Regions from separate parts of the Homo sapiens genome. Here region 2 is linked to region 1. A link is a contact called in ENCODE Hi-C or POLR2A ChIA-PET data. All regions are on one chromosome and are shown on one strand. Each heading gives the region's core, a stretch centred on a gene start or an enhancer-like site at or near the end of the contact. The rest is flanking DNA. Distances are from core to core; before and after follow the strand shown. Region 1 has its middle 22 kb from the start of RPN1. Region 2 holds the start of HMCES (5-hydroxymethylcytosine binding, ES cell specific).

Evidence for each region. A loop is a pair of places that touch in the nucleus more often than their neighbours do. ChIA-PET counts read pairs that join two places held with the same protein, here RNA polymerase II (POLR2A). Pooled maps may share reads with other maps.
Region 2: a loop to region 1 is called in a pooled map, with 5 times the contacts of the local background. The contact joins the promoter of HMCES here to the enhancer-like site in region 1. A Hi-C loop is called at or near these places in 7 of 50 pooled maps. POLR2A ChIA-PET finds 5 or more read pairs at or near these places in 4 of 52 experiments (A549, CD4-positive, alpha-beta T cell, activated naive CD4-positive, alpha-beta T cell and 1 more).

The regions. Positions count from the first base shown.
Region 1 is chr3:128,669,849-128,676,107 of GRCh38, reverse strand. It overlaps the pseudogene POU5F1P6. Among named protein-coding and RNA genes, the nearest start is that of RPN1, 22 kb to the right of the region's middle. RefSeq lists an enhancer at 703-772. Within about 2 kb of position 1,552, at least 5 of the 41 ENCODE cell types and tissues checked have a DNase peak (open chromatin) inside an H3K27ac peak, as active enhancers do.
Region 2 is chr3:129,274,303-129,280,819 of GRCh38, reverse strand. It overlaps HMCES (5-hydroxymethylcytosine binding, ES cell specific), which reads right to left and starts at 1,950. Exons shown (of 7, transcript NM_020187.3): 1 at 1,915-1,950; 2 at 905-1,110. The coding sequence starts at 1,087. COPG1 (coat protein complex I subunit gamma 1) reads right to left here. Exons shown (of 24, transcript NM_016128.4): 22 at 5,844-5,982; 23 at 5,528-5,626; 24 at 3,047-3,526. The coding sequence ends at 3,396. RefSeq lists an enhancer at 796-925 and silencers at 1,346-1,735, 1,746-2,095.

The DNA of each region.
Region 1 (6,259 bases), core at 303-2,802:
CCGGACAGGAACTCAAGGCTTTATGTTGTTATCTCTTTGAGAAAAATCCTGGGAACTTCATACATTGTTGGTGCTAGTACCTTATCAGTTAATTGGGCTACTTTGAAATGCTGAGGATCTGCTTACACAGGTTAACTCCTTGCGGAAGGGGGTTGGGTAAGGAGCCCTTAGTATCTTGTAAATTAAGGGGTCAATTGGAGTTTGTCTGGCTTTCCCAGCTAGAGAGAGTCTTATTTACATGAGAAGCAAGGCTAGGTGATTAAAGAGACAAGCAGGATAAAATTCAAAGTAACGAGTTAGAGTAAAAACAAGGTTAGGCGTTTCACTCTGCCTCCTGGGTTCAAGCGATTCTCGTGCCTCAGCCTCCCAAGTAGCTGGGATTACATGCATGTGCCACTATGCCCAGCTAATTTTTGTATTTTTAGTAGAGACGGGGTTTCTCCATGTTACAGGCCAGGCTGGTCTTGAACTTCTGACTTCCCACCTTGGCCTCCCAAAGTGCTAGGATTACAGAAGTGAGTCACCATGCCCAGCCTCTGGGGGGTTCTATTTGGGAAGGTGTTCAGCCAAATGACCATCAGCTGCTTTGAGGCTCTGCAGCTCAGTTTCAAGAACATGTGTAAGCTGCCTCCCTTGCTGCAGAAGTGGGTGGAGGAAGCAGCCAACAATGAAGAGCTTCAGGAGATATGCAAAGCAGAGACCCTCAGGCAGGCCGAAAGAACAAGAACCCGGGCCAGTCGCGGTGGCTCACACCTGTAATCCCAGCACTTTGGGAGGCCGAGGCGGGAGGATCACGAAGTCAGGAGATCGAGACCATCCTGGCTGACAAAGTGAAACCCTGTCTCTACTAAAAATACAAAAAAAAATTAGCCGGGTGTGGTCACGGGCACCTGTAGTCCCAGCTACTCAGGAGGCTGAGGCGGGAGAATTGCCTGAACCCGGAAGGCGGAGCTTGCAGTGAGCAGAGATCGCGCCACTGCACTCCAGCCTGGGCGACAGAGCGAGACTCCATCTCAAAAAAAAAAAAAAAAAAAAAAAGAAGAAGAACCGAGTGAGAGGCAAGCTGGAGAACTTGTTCCTGCAGTGCCTGAAACCCACACTACAGCAGATTAGCCACATTGCCCAGCAGATCAGCCACATCAGCCAGTGCGCCCACAAACCCACACTGCAGCAGATCTCCAGGTTGGGCTGGAGAGGATGTGGCCCCAGTGTGGTTCTGTAACTGGCGCCAGAAGGGTAAGTGATGAAGCAATGACTATGCACTACGAGAGGATTTTCAGGCTGCTGGGTCTCCCTTATCAGGGGGCCAGTGTTCTTTCCTCCGGCCCCAGGGCCCCATTTTGATACCCCAGGCTATGGGAGCCCCCACTTCACTATGCTGCGAGGGGAAGCCTTTACCCCGTCTCTGTTGCCACTTGGCCCTGCCATGAATTGAAACTGAGGTGCCTGCCCTTCTAGGAATGGGGGACAGAGGAAGGGAAGAAGCTAGGGGAGGAGAACCTGGAGTTTGTGCCAGGGCTTTTGGGCTTAAGTTCCTCATTCACTAAGGAAGGAATTGGGCACACAAAGGGTGGGGGCAGGGGATTTTGGGACAACTGGTTGGAGGGAAGGTGAAGTTCAATGATGCTTTTGCTTTTAATCCCTACATCATGTATCACTTTGTTCTTAAAGAAACCTGGGACACAGTAAAAAATAAATAAAATAAGGCCGGGCGTGGTGGCTCACGCCTGTAATCCCAGCACTGTGGGAGGCCGAAATGGGCAGATCACGAGGTCAAAAGATTGAGATCATTCTGGCCAATATGGTGAAATCCCATCTCTACTAAAAATACAAAAATTAGCTGGGCGTGGTGCCACGTGCCTGTAGTCCCAGCTACTCAGGAGGCTGCGACAGGAGAATCACTTGAACCCAGGAAGCAGAGGTTGAGTGAGCCAAGATTGTGCCACTGCACTCCAGCGCGGTGGCTCATGCCTGTAATCCCAGCACTTTGGGAGGCCAAGGTGGGAAGATCACCTGAGGCCAGGAGTTCAAGACCAGCCTGGCCAACATGGTGAAACCCTATCTCTACAAAAAATACAAAATATTGGCCGAGTATAATGGTGCAAGCCTGTAGGCCCAGCTACTAAGGAGGCTGAGGCAGGAGAATTGCTTGAACCTGGGAGGCGGAGGTTGCGGTGAGCCGAGATCACGCCATTGCACTCCAGCCTGGGCAACAAGAGCTAGACTCTGTCTCAAAAAAAAAAAAAAAAAAAAAAAAAATGTGATGCCCTGTTAGAAGCCAGAGACCACTATGCTGCCTTAGGTGGGGTGAATAGGCCCACGTCAGAAATGGAGCAGGTCAAAACTCCTGTGCTGATCAGTAGTGGGATAGTGCCTATGAATCACCACTGCACTCCAGCCTGGGCAACATAGTGAGATTCTGTCTCAAAACAAAAGTTAGCTAGCTGGGCACAGTGGCTTATGCCTATAATCCCAGCATTTTGGGAGGCTGAGGCAGGAGGATCACTTGAGCCTAGGAGTTTGAGACCAACCTGGGCAACATGGTGAAACCCCATCTCTACAAAAAATACAAAAATTAGCTGGGCACAGTGGCTCACGCCTGTAATCCCAGCACTTTGGGAAGCCGAGGTGGGCGGATCACTTGAGGTCAGGAGTTCGAGACTAGCTTGGCAAACGTGGTGAAACCTCCTCTCTACTAAAAATACAAAAATTAGCTGGACGTGGTGGCATGTGTCTGTAATCCCAGCTACTCAGGAGGCTGAGGCAGGAGAATCGCTTGAACCTGGGAGGCGGAGGTTGCAGTGAGCTTAGATCACACCACTGCATCCAGCCTTGGCGACAGAGCAAGACTCTGTCTCAAAAACAAACAAACAAACAACAAAAACAACTATATATATATATATATAGATATATATGTAGCTGGGTGTGGTGGCATGCACCTGTAGTCCCAGCTACTGGGGAGGCTGAGGTGGGAGGATCTTGTGAGCCTGGAAGCTGGAGGTTGCAATGAGTGCCCCTGCACTCCAGCCTGGGTGACAGAGCGAGACCTTGTCTCAAAAAAAAAAAAAAAAAAAAAGTGGGCTAAAGACCTTAATAGACACCTTAGCAAAGAAGGTCTACAGACAGCAAATCAAGCAGAAGAAAGATCCTTCCTATCATCTATCATCAGGGGAATGCAAATTAAAACAATGAGATACCACTGGACACCTATTAGAATGGCCCAAGTGCTGACGAGGATGTGGAGCAACATTAACTCTCATTCATTGTTGATGGGAATGTAAAATGGCACAGCCACTTTGGAAGACAGTTTGGCAGTTTCATACTGAACTAAACATACCCTTACCATACAATTCATACAATTGTACTCCTTGGTATTCACCCAAAGGAGTTGAAAATTTGTGTCACACAAAAACCTGCACATGGATGTGTATTCATTTATTCATAATTGCCAAAACTTGGAAGCAACCAAGATGTCTTTCAGTAGGTGAATGGATAAGTTCCTGTGGAAAATCCAATGTAATGTTATTTAGTGCTAAAAACAAAAGACATAGAAGCATTTTTTTTTTTTTTAGACAGGGTCTTGCTCTGTCACCCAAGCTGGAGTGCAGTGGTGCCATGACATCTCACTGCAGCCTCAACCTCCTGGACACAAGCAGTCCTTCTGGTTCAACCTCCCAAGTAGCTGGGACTACAGATTTGCCACCATGCCCACATAATTTAAAAAAAAAAATTTTTTGGTAGAAACTGGGCCTCACTATCTTGCCCAGGTTAGTCTTGAACTCCTGGGTTCAAGAAATCTCCCCACCTCAGTCTCCCAAAGTGCTGGGATTACAAGCGTGGACCACCACTCCTGACCAAGGAAACTTAAGTGCACATTACTAAGTGAAAGAAGACAATCTGAAAAGCCTACATAATGTATTATTCCAACTATATGACATTCTGGAAATGGCATAAATTATGGGGACAGTAAAATATCAGTGGGCCGGGCGTGGTGGCTCATGCCTGTAATCCTAGCACTTTGGGAGGCCAAGGTGGGTGGATCACCTGAGGTCAGGAGTTTGAGACCAGCCTGGCCAACATGGCAAAACTCCATCTCTAGTAAAAATACAAAAATTAGCTGGGCGTGGTGGCACACACCTGTAATCCCAGTTACTCGAGAGGCTAAAGAAGGAAAATCCCTTGAACCCAGGTGGTGGAGGCTGCAGTGAGCCGAGATCGCACCACTGCACTCCGGCCTGTGGGACAGGAGGGAGACTATCTCAAAAAAAAAAAAAAAAGATCAGTGGCTTCCGGGGGCTAAAGCGAGGTGAGGTGGAAGAATGGATGAATAGGCAGAACACAGAGGACTTTTAGGGCAGTGAAAATACTGTGTAATGCTAAAATGGTGGACGATGTATGTCATTATACATTTGTCCAAACCCATAGACTGTCCAACACCAGGACTGAGCCTCATGCAAACTATGGACTCAGTGATCAATGATATGCCCGGGTGGGGTCATCCACTGTGACAAATGCACCACTCTGCTGGGGATATGGACAGTGGGGAAGGCTGTGCATGCGTGGGGGCAGGAGGCATATGAGAACTCTCTGTACCTTCTGTTCAATTTTACTGTGAATCTAATACTGCTCTTAAAAAATAAAGGCTTTAAAATGCAAATGTTAGCTTTACAGTCACATGATGTGGAGGAAGCCAGTCATATCACGTGAGTAAAATGACATGACAGTATGAGGGAAGAGGTGGAGGGGAAATATGATTGGGAGAGTACGCAAGTCACAGCCACCTCTGACATGGGCAGGCAGAAGGAGATATACACACAGCACATACACAGTGAGCTCAGAGGTCATCATGTTTGGCCAGGGGTGGTGGCTCATGCCTGTAATCCCAGCACTTTGGGAGGCTGAGGCGGGTGGATCGCCTGAGGTCAGGAGATAGAGACCATCCTGGCCAACATAGTGAAACCTTGTCTCTACTAAAAAAAAAAAAAAAAAAAAAGCCGGGCGTGGTGGCGGCCGCCTGTAATCCTAGCAACTTGGGAGGCTGAGGCATGAGAATCCCTTCAACCCAGGAGGCAGAGGTTGCAGTGAGCCGAGATCACACCACTGCACTTCAGCCTGGCGAAAGAGTGAGACTTTGTCTCAAAAAAAAAAAAAAAAAAAAAAAAAAGAAGAGATCATCATGTTCTGAGTTATTGGTAAAAATAGAAATAAAACCCATTTATGTAATTTTAAGGTTCTTTTTTTTTTTTTTTGAGATGGAGTTTCGCTCTGTTGCCCAGGCTGGAGTATAGTGGCGCAATCTCAGCTCACTACAACCTCTGCCTCCTGGGTTCAAGCAATCCTCCTGCCTCAGCCTCCTGAGTAGCTGGGACTACAGGCATATGCCACCACGCCCGGCTAATTTTTTGTATTTTTAGTAGAGACGGGGATTCACCATGTTGCCCAGGCTGGTCTTGAACTCCTGACCTCAGGTGATCGGCCCGCCTCAGCCTCCCAAAGTGCTGGGATTACAGGTGTGAGCCACCGCGCCAGGCTCAATGGAAAACGTTTTTCTAAAAAGAAGTGTTCTTATTTGAAGAAAAATAGCCAGGTGCAGTGGCTCAAGCCTGTAATCCCAGCACTTTGGGAGGCCAAGGCGGGCGGATCACGAGGTCAGGAGATCGAGACCAGCCTGGCTAACACAGTGAAACCCCGTCTCTACTAAAAATATAAAAAAAAATTAGCCGGGTGTGGTGGCGGGCGCCTGTAGTCCCAGCTACTCAGGAGGCTGAGGCAGGAGAATGGCATGAACCCAGGAGGTGGAGGTTGCAGTGAGCCAAGATCGCGCCACTGCACTCCAGCCTGGGCAACAGAGCAAGACTCCATCTCAAAATAAATAAATAAATAAATAATAAATAAAATAATTTTTGTCTAATTCAAAGGTTATTTAAAGATTATTTATGAAATGAAGTAAAAGAAATGAGTAAATAGGGGACATATAAAGAAAGTATGAACCAAAAAGTATTTGAGACAAGTCTCAATCAATTTAGAAGTTTATTTTGCTAAGCTTAAGGACACAGGAGACAGGTCTGTGTATTTCTCCAAAGATGAGTTTGGATTCCAAGTCTGGCATACTTTTAAGTGTTACATCAGGAGTGTCTAACAACAAAGCCTGATATTTCCGTAAGTGTCCTCGTCATCCACTGGTGTCCTTTAGCTTCTAGGACTCCTTGTACTTGGTGTGGGGTTAAAACCTCCAGATGTTGTCCTAAAGCCAGTTTAT
Region 2 (6,517 bases), core at 701-3,200, 600 kb before region 1:
GGAGATAAGGCAAAAAACTAAAATATGAATGTAAGTGACTGGTAATTCCAACACTACAGGGATAAATACTATAAACACAATGAATGCAATTAAACTTCAGATAACCAAACCAAATACGTGTTTCTAGCCTTAGTAAAAGACAAACACAAAAAGATTGAAAACACAAGCAGAAAGAATAAAACTTTTCAATGCTCAAGAAACATCAGAAGTGTTTTAAATTAACTGATCTTAAGCCTGTCCTAGGCCTAGAGAAGTCTGATTAAGCTGGCCTGGTAAAGGGCATAGAAATATTCTTAAATTTTTTATTTTTTTAAATTTTTTCTTTAGGCAGGGTCTTGATCTGTCACCCAGGTGGGAGTGCAGTGGTACAACCATGGCTCATGAAGCCTCGACCTCCCCAGCTCAAGTGATCTTCCCACCTCATTTTTTTATTTTTTGTAGAGATGGGGTCTCCCTATGTTGCCCAGGCTGGTCTCCAACTCCTAGGCTCAAGTGATCCTCCCACCTCGGCTTCCCAAAGTGCTGGGGTTACAGGCATGAGCCATGGCACCTGGCCTTAAATTTTTTTATTATATTTTTAAGATACTCCAATGACCCTGATGATCAGTGAAAGCTGCTATTTTAAAACACAAAGCTCATATAAATTTGGCATATATTAAGGCTAGTATGCCATGTATAGCAAAGGCATTTAAATTGAGCCTGAAAAATACGTCTTTATCAGTGTTAGAAGCCACTGATAAAACTTCTTTCATGAGGCCAAGAGAGGTTCTCAACTGGAAGTCAGAATATATCAGTAAAGGCTGGTTTTTAATGTCATCCCAAGAGGCTGAGCACACACCAAACCAAATAGGAGATGACCATCACGAGGCTGGGCGAGGGGCTAGCATAGTGCAATGCTGGTTACCTTCTCAAAGTGCAGTCGAGACAGAAGCACTGGGCTGTTGGATTGAGGACTCTTGTTGTAAGAGGGGCAGTACTTATCAGGGTCCCTCCACTCCGGGAGCCGCTGCTGGCCCCGCCGATCCTGGTAGGCGCAAGCTCTCGTGAGAACATCTCTAGGTAAGTGACAGGATGTTCGCCCACACATTCTTCAACACCGCCCCTCGCAACCTTTAAATTACAAAACGTAAGGAAAAGGCTTACGTATCTCAAATATTAGGTCTTATTCCTTGAGTCCCCGCCTTCTCTTTCCGTTCCCACAGGGCCGTGCCCCTCCGTGACCACCGTCTAAAGTCTTCCCCAAAAAGTCCCACAAAGACAAGGATGTGCCCGTTTGCTTCGCTCCCTGAGCCCACTGCCCAGCTCCGTGCAGGGCACTGAGGCAAGTCCCGAGAGGAGCTCTGCAAATGCCTGCCTGAGCGCAGGAAGAGCCGCAGCGGAGGGGGCTTCACAGTCCAGCGAAGCAGGGCAAGCGCAGCTAGCTGGGGTCGCCTCCTCCGGGTGACTTGGTGCCCCCAACTCCCCGTCCTTCCCCCCAGTCCCCGCTGGGGTCAGCGACCCACGCCGGCCAGCAACCGGTCACCTCGAGGGCGGCCACTGGACGGCCCGGGGCCGGGGTGCAGAATCCCCGCCTCCCGCCCGCTAGTCCGCAGCGTCCCCGGGCCCGACCTGCGAACCTGTGGGCCGCGGATCCCGCTCCGGACTCTGCTCCCCGGAGCGGGGGCCGGTGCTCGGGGAGCAGGTGGCCCCCAGCCACCGGCCGCGATCCCTCGCCCCTCCCCGCGTCGCCTCCGCTCCGCTCCGGCCCTCAGACTCCGCCGCCCCGCGTCGCCTCACTTCGGCCCAGGCCGCCCTCTCCGCGTCGCCTCGCGTCCGCTCGGGCCTCTGCTCCCCTCTGTCAGCTCGCGTCGCTTCCTTTCCCCTCCCCTCCCCTCGCCATACCCCGACCGCCCGCGTCGCCTCCCCTCCCCTCACCTCGCCCCGGCAGCGCGCGTCACCTCCCTCGACTCTCCTCACCCCCGCTCCGCTCCGCTTTGGCCACCCGCGTCACCGCCCCTCACGTCAGCCCCGCCTCAGCCCGCGCTCCCGGCGCCAGGCCCCGCCCCCAAGGGCCCTTGGTTCCCGCGGTGCCCTCGGGCCCCGGAGGCGGCGTCTTCTCCCCTCCGGTTTGGGATGAATTTTCTCCCGTTTCCCCAGGAGACAGTGACTGCCTTGGGAGACATATCGATCCCAAGCTTCTCGGGACTCCACTTTCCTCCATATTGGCCGTTCCCTGGCGGGGTTAACCTTCCTCCCCGCCCCCAGCGTGTTTCAGGGCTGGCAGGGAAGGTTCCCGCCGCGCTGAGTCTAGGGCACAGGGTCATGGAAGGCGGGAAACCAGGAAACTCCACTCCTTACTTCACAGTCCTGCCAGCTGCCTCACAGTGCGAGGCAAAAATGGAGGAACACTGAAGAAATGAAAGTCAGAAGAACTTCCAGGAATCGCGCACTTCGCCCTCAAACATTGGTGGGCACTAGAATAAGCCTTTCCTGCCCCAGCCCCTCAGCTGAATCTCTAAGGGTGAGGCCCAGATTTTTAAAACAGCCCTTTCGGGTGTACTTTGGCCTCAAAGTTGGTAAAATAGCCTGGCTTGAGTTTAAAAGCCTGCTCCCCTTGGGACCTAAACCGGAGATTCTTCATCTGCAACCAACAGAGAATGCTCTAGAGGGCTGTTCGCCTATGCTGATTCGCTGAACTGAACAGGGAGCAGAAACCCCAGGGCACACTCCATGTAAGACCAGATGCTGGAACGATCAGACACAGGACCCAAGCCCTTTGGAGCCTCCATTTATCGACTATCAAAGGAGGATGCGTTGTGAAGAAGCACGAACGGGAGGGAGTGTGAACTCTGCCTGTTAGCTGATTCACTCAACCACCCTCTACCGCTCCCACCCCTGGGCTTGGTGCTGGGACAGCGATGACGGGGAGAGGGTCCTGCCTCACAGGACTACAACAGCCAAAGGGCTGTGGGTGCAAGGGGGACAGGGCAGGTGTTCTGCCTCTTTAGGGGAGGCCTTGAAGGGGAAGGTGGAGCCCTGAAGCATGAGTCTGCAGAAGTAGCAATCATTCAATAAATACATGCTGATTTATTACAGGGATAAGATGGTTTCTTGGGGGATAGATTCAAGAGGAGTTGAGAATGTTTTATTCATTTACAATGTCCCTTTCCTGGAAGGGTGGACAGCAAGATTTAGGACAAGCTAAAATCATCCCCTATTTAAAAAAAAAAAAAAAAAAAGTCACCAGCAAGTAGTCCCGGGTGGGAGGTGGGAGCAGAATAAAAAAAAATCTGCAATGATTCCTAATTGTTTTTCAATACAGAAGCTTGGGAAGGGGTTTCTGCCAGTTTCATGAGGAAGGCACAACTTCCAGGTAGTGTTGGGGAAGGGTATGAGGTCCTATGCAGGCTGGCCTCTTATCCCACAGATGCCAAGATGATGTCTACTGGCAGCTCCTCCAAACTTCTGGCTGTCACCTGCATTGTCACTGTGTCCAAAAGCAGCAGCCGGGAGCGCACCAGGATGTCATGACCACCCCGGAACACACCTAGAAGGGAAGAGAGAAGTACAGATATATACAGCAGAAGGGACTGTACAGGGCAGGCTAAGGATGGCATTTGCAGCAACCCATGAAGGCAGCTCTGGTGTAGTGAAACGGGCAGGAGAGCTGGGCTGAAATCCCTGAGTGAGGGATTTCACTGTGAAAGTCACTGTCTCTCAGCCAGGCGCGGTGGCTCACGCTTGTAATTCCAGCACTTTGGGAGGCTGAGGTGGGCAGATCATGAGGTCAGGAATTCGAGACCAGCCTGGCCAACACAGTGAAACCCCATCTCTACTAAAAATACGAAAATTAGCTGGGCATGGTGGTGGACGCCTGTAATCCCAGCTACTCGGGAGGCTGAAGCAGGAGAATCGCTTGAACCCGGGAGGCGGAGGTTGCAGCGAGCAGAGATTGTGCCACTGCATGCCAGCCTGGGTGACAGAGCTAGACTCCGTCTCAAAAAAAAAAAAAAAAAAGAAAGTCACTGTCTCTCAGGACTTCAGTATCCTCAACTACAAAGTGGCAGGGATGATAATACCATATTTCAGGCTTCTGCTAAGTTCAAATGAACTGATGGACATAAAAGGCTTATATCTCATGTCACAGAGGCTCTTGCACGTTGACTGAATCTGAGAGCACAAATGAAGGGGACAGCCCCACCACGAGAAAACCACAGGGCAGGTGTCTGCAAGACCCAGGGGACTAGGTTGTTTCAATGTGGCTACAAACTGTCAGCTGTAGGCAGGGTACTGAAGCAGAGCCTCCTTTCAACCCTGTTTATAAACACTCAGCCAAAAAAAATCATCCCATTTCCTTTTGTTAACTGTTTTAGGTATGATAATTGTATTGTCCTTTAAAAAAGGGAAGGGGTCATTCTCTCTTAGAGAAACATACAGATACAGGATTTACATATAAAATGCTATTTCTGGAGTTTGCTAGTAAATAATCTGGGAAGGAGAATGAGTGTGGGTACACTCAGCCAACCCTGTAGAAAATAAGACAAAGGATATGAAGACAATGATCAGAAAAGGAAATACAAATGCCTCAACATTTAAGAAGATACTTAACTTCATTGAAAATACAAAAACTACACTAAGATATCATTGTCCACACAGACTGGAAAAGATCATAAAGTGTGGTAACATATTATGTTGTCCACAGTGTAGGAAGAAAGGTATACAATTCTATGGAAGGCAACTTGGAGTTATTTATCAAGATGAGAAACACAAATCACTTTGAACTGGTGATGCCTTGGAAAATTTATCCTACAGATATTCTCAGTGTACACATGCAAAGTAAACTGTGTGTGTGTGTGTGTGTGTGTGTGTACACGATTATTTACTGTAACATCTGTAATAGCAAGAGATTGAAATCAAACTAAATGTTCATCAGTAGTGGCTGTTCCATAGAATATGTGGTGCATCCACACAATGGAATACTAAGCAACTATAAAAAAAATGAGGATTCAGTTTGGGATGAAAAAAGTTCTGGAGATGGATGGTGGTCATAGTTTTACAATAGTGTGAATGTACTTAATGCCGCTGAACCATACACTTGAAAATGGTCGAAATGGTGAATTTTATGTATATTTTACCACAATTAAAAGAAAAAGAATGAGGAAGCTCTACATATTGACGGGGAAGATCTCTAAGATGCAATGTAAAGTGAAAAGCAAATCGGAGGACAATATATATACCATTTGTACATAAACATTTGAGTTAAAAAAAGGAAATGCGTTCCTATTAGCTTTTATAGCCATAAAATAACCGCAAGGTTATACAAGTATTGTTTGTAATAGTAACACTGGTCGCTTCTCGGAAGGGAATCTGAATGGCTGGCAGCCAAGGTAGGGAGGAAACATTTCGCTGCAGATTATTTTATACTTTGTGAATTTTAAATGCTGTGAATTTTGACTCCCCATATTTACAGTGGAGTCCTTAGCCCAGGATCCAGTGGCATCCAGGCTGTAAGCTATCCAGGCCCTCCCCATCTAGAAATGCCACTTACCAGCCAGGAGCAACGTGTGGGTGTTCTTGTTATCCGGCACTTTGTCTGACCTCTCACAAGGGTGCATTCCCAAGAACTTCACAATATTACCCACAGCCTCTGTAATGAGAAATCCCAATATTGTTAAGCCATCTTATCTGCCCTTTGTGCCACCACCACTCCCCCATGTTCTGAAGGGCTTTTAATGAAGTGGCATTTGACATATGTGCTCCAGACATGGCCCTGGATCCTTGGAGAGAAAAGGGATGAGCACTTCAATAGTAGCCAAAGATCTTGAACAGTAATTAGGCCAGAGATGGCATTCCCAGGATTTTACCTTCAAGTGTCTTGATGGTAGACAAGGTGAACGTTTCCTCCTTCTCAAATTCATCCCCTACCTCATCCCAGGCTGCTTCGAAGTTCAGTTTCATGACCTTTTGAATGTGATCAGCTACAGTAACTTCCAGATCTTCCAGCTGGAGAGATGGAGGTAGAAATCAGGCACCCATCTACACACCTACGGGCCTCTGCTCTGAACTCATCCACACATCCCTTCCTGCAACTCTTTCCACAGGTGCTTGCTCGGCACTGAGGACTGTGCTAGACTCTGGGGACATAGAGCAACTTGACCAGGTACCTATCCTTGAGGTGCCCAAAGGCAAATGGTATCCCTTCAACAGAAAACGCCCTAATCCCAAGTACCAATCTACTAATTCAGCCTAGAGCCGCCTGCTGTGAGATCACATCTCTTCTAAGCCTGCCTAGTGTCAGTGCTTCCAGGACCTGGCATGCAGGGAATTACATAGCATTCTCAGAGGTCTGCTTCCTATGCCTGTCCCTCCTAGGGGATGATGAGCTCTTCAGGACCAGCAGCTGTTTCTAGTTCAGCAGAAACTAGCAGAAACCTCCTACCCCAGCTGTGTCCTCTGGATTTGACAGATCCTGAATCTCTATCTCCATTTCAGCTGTGTCTTCCCTGAACTTGACACATAATACTCCCACTGAGTCTAC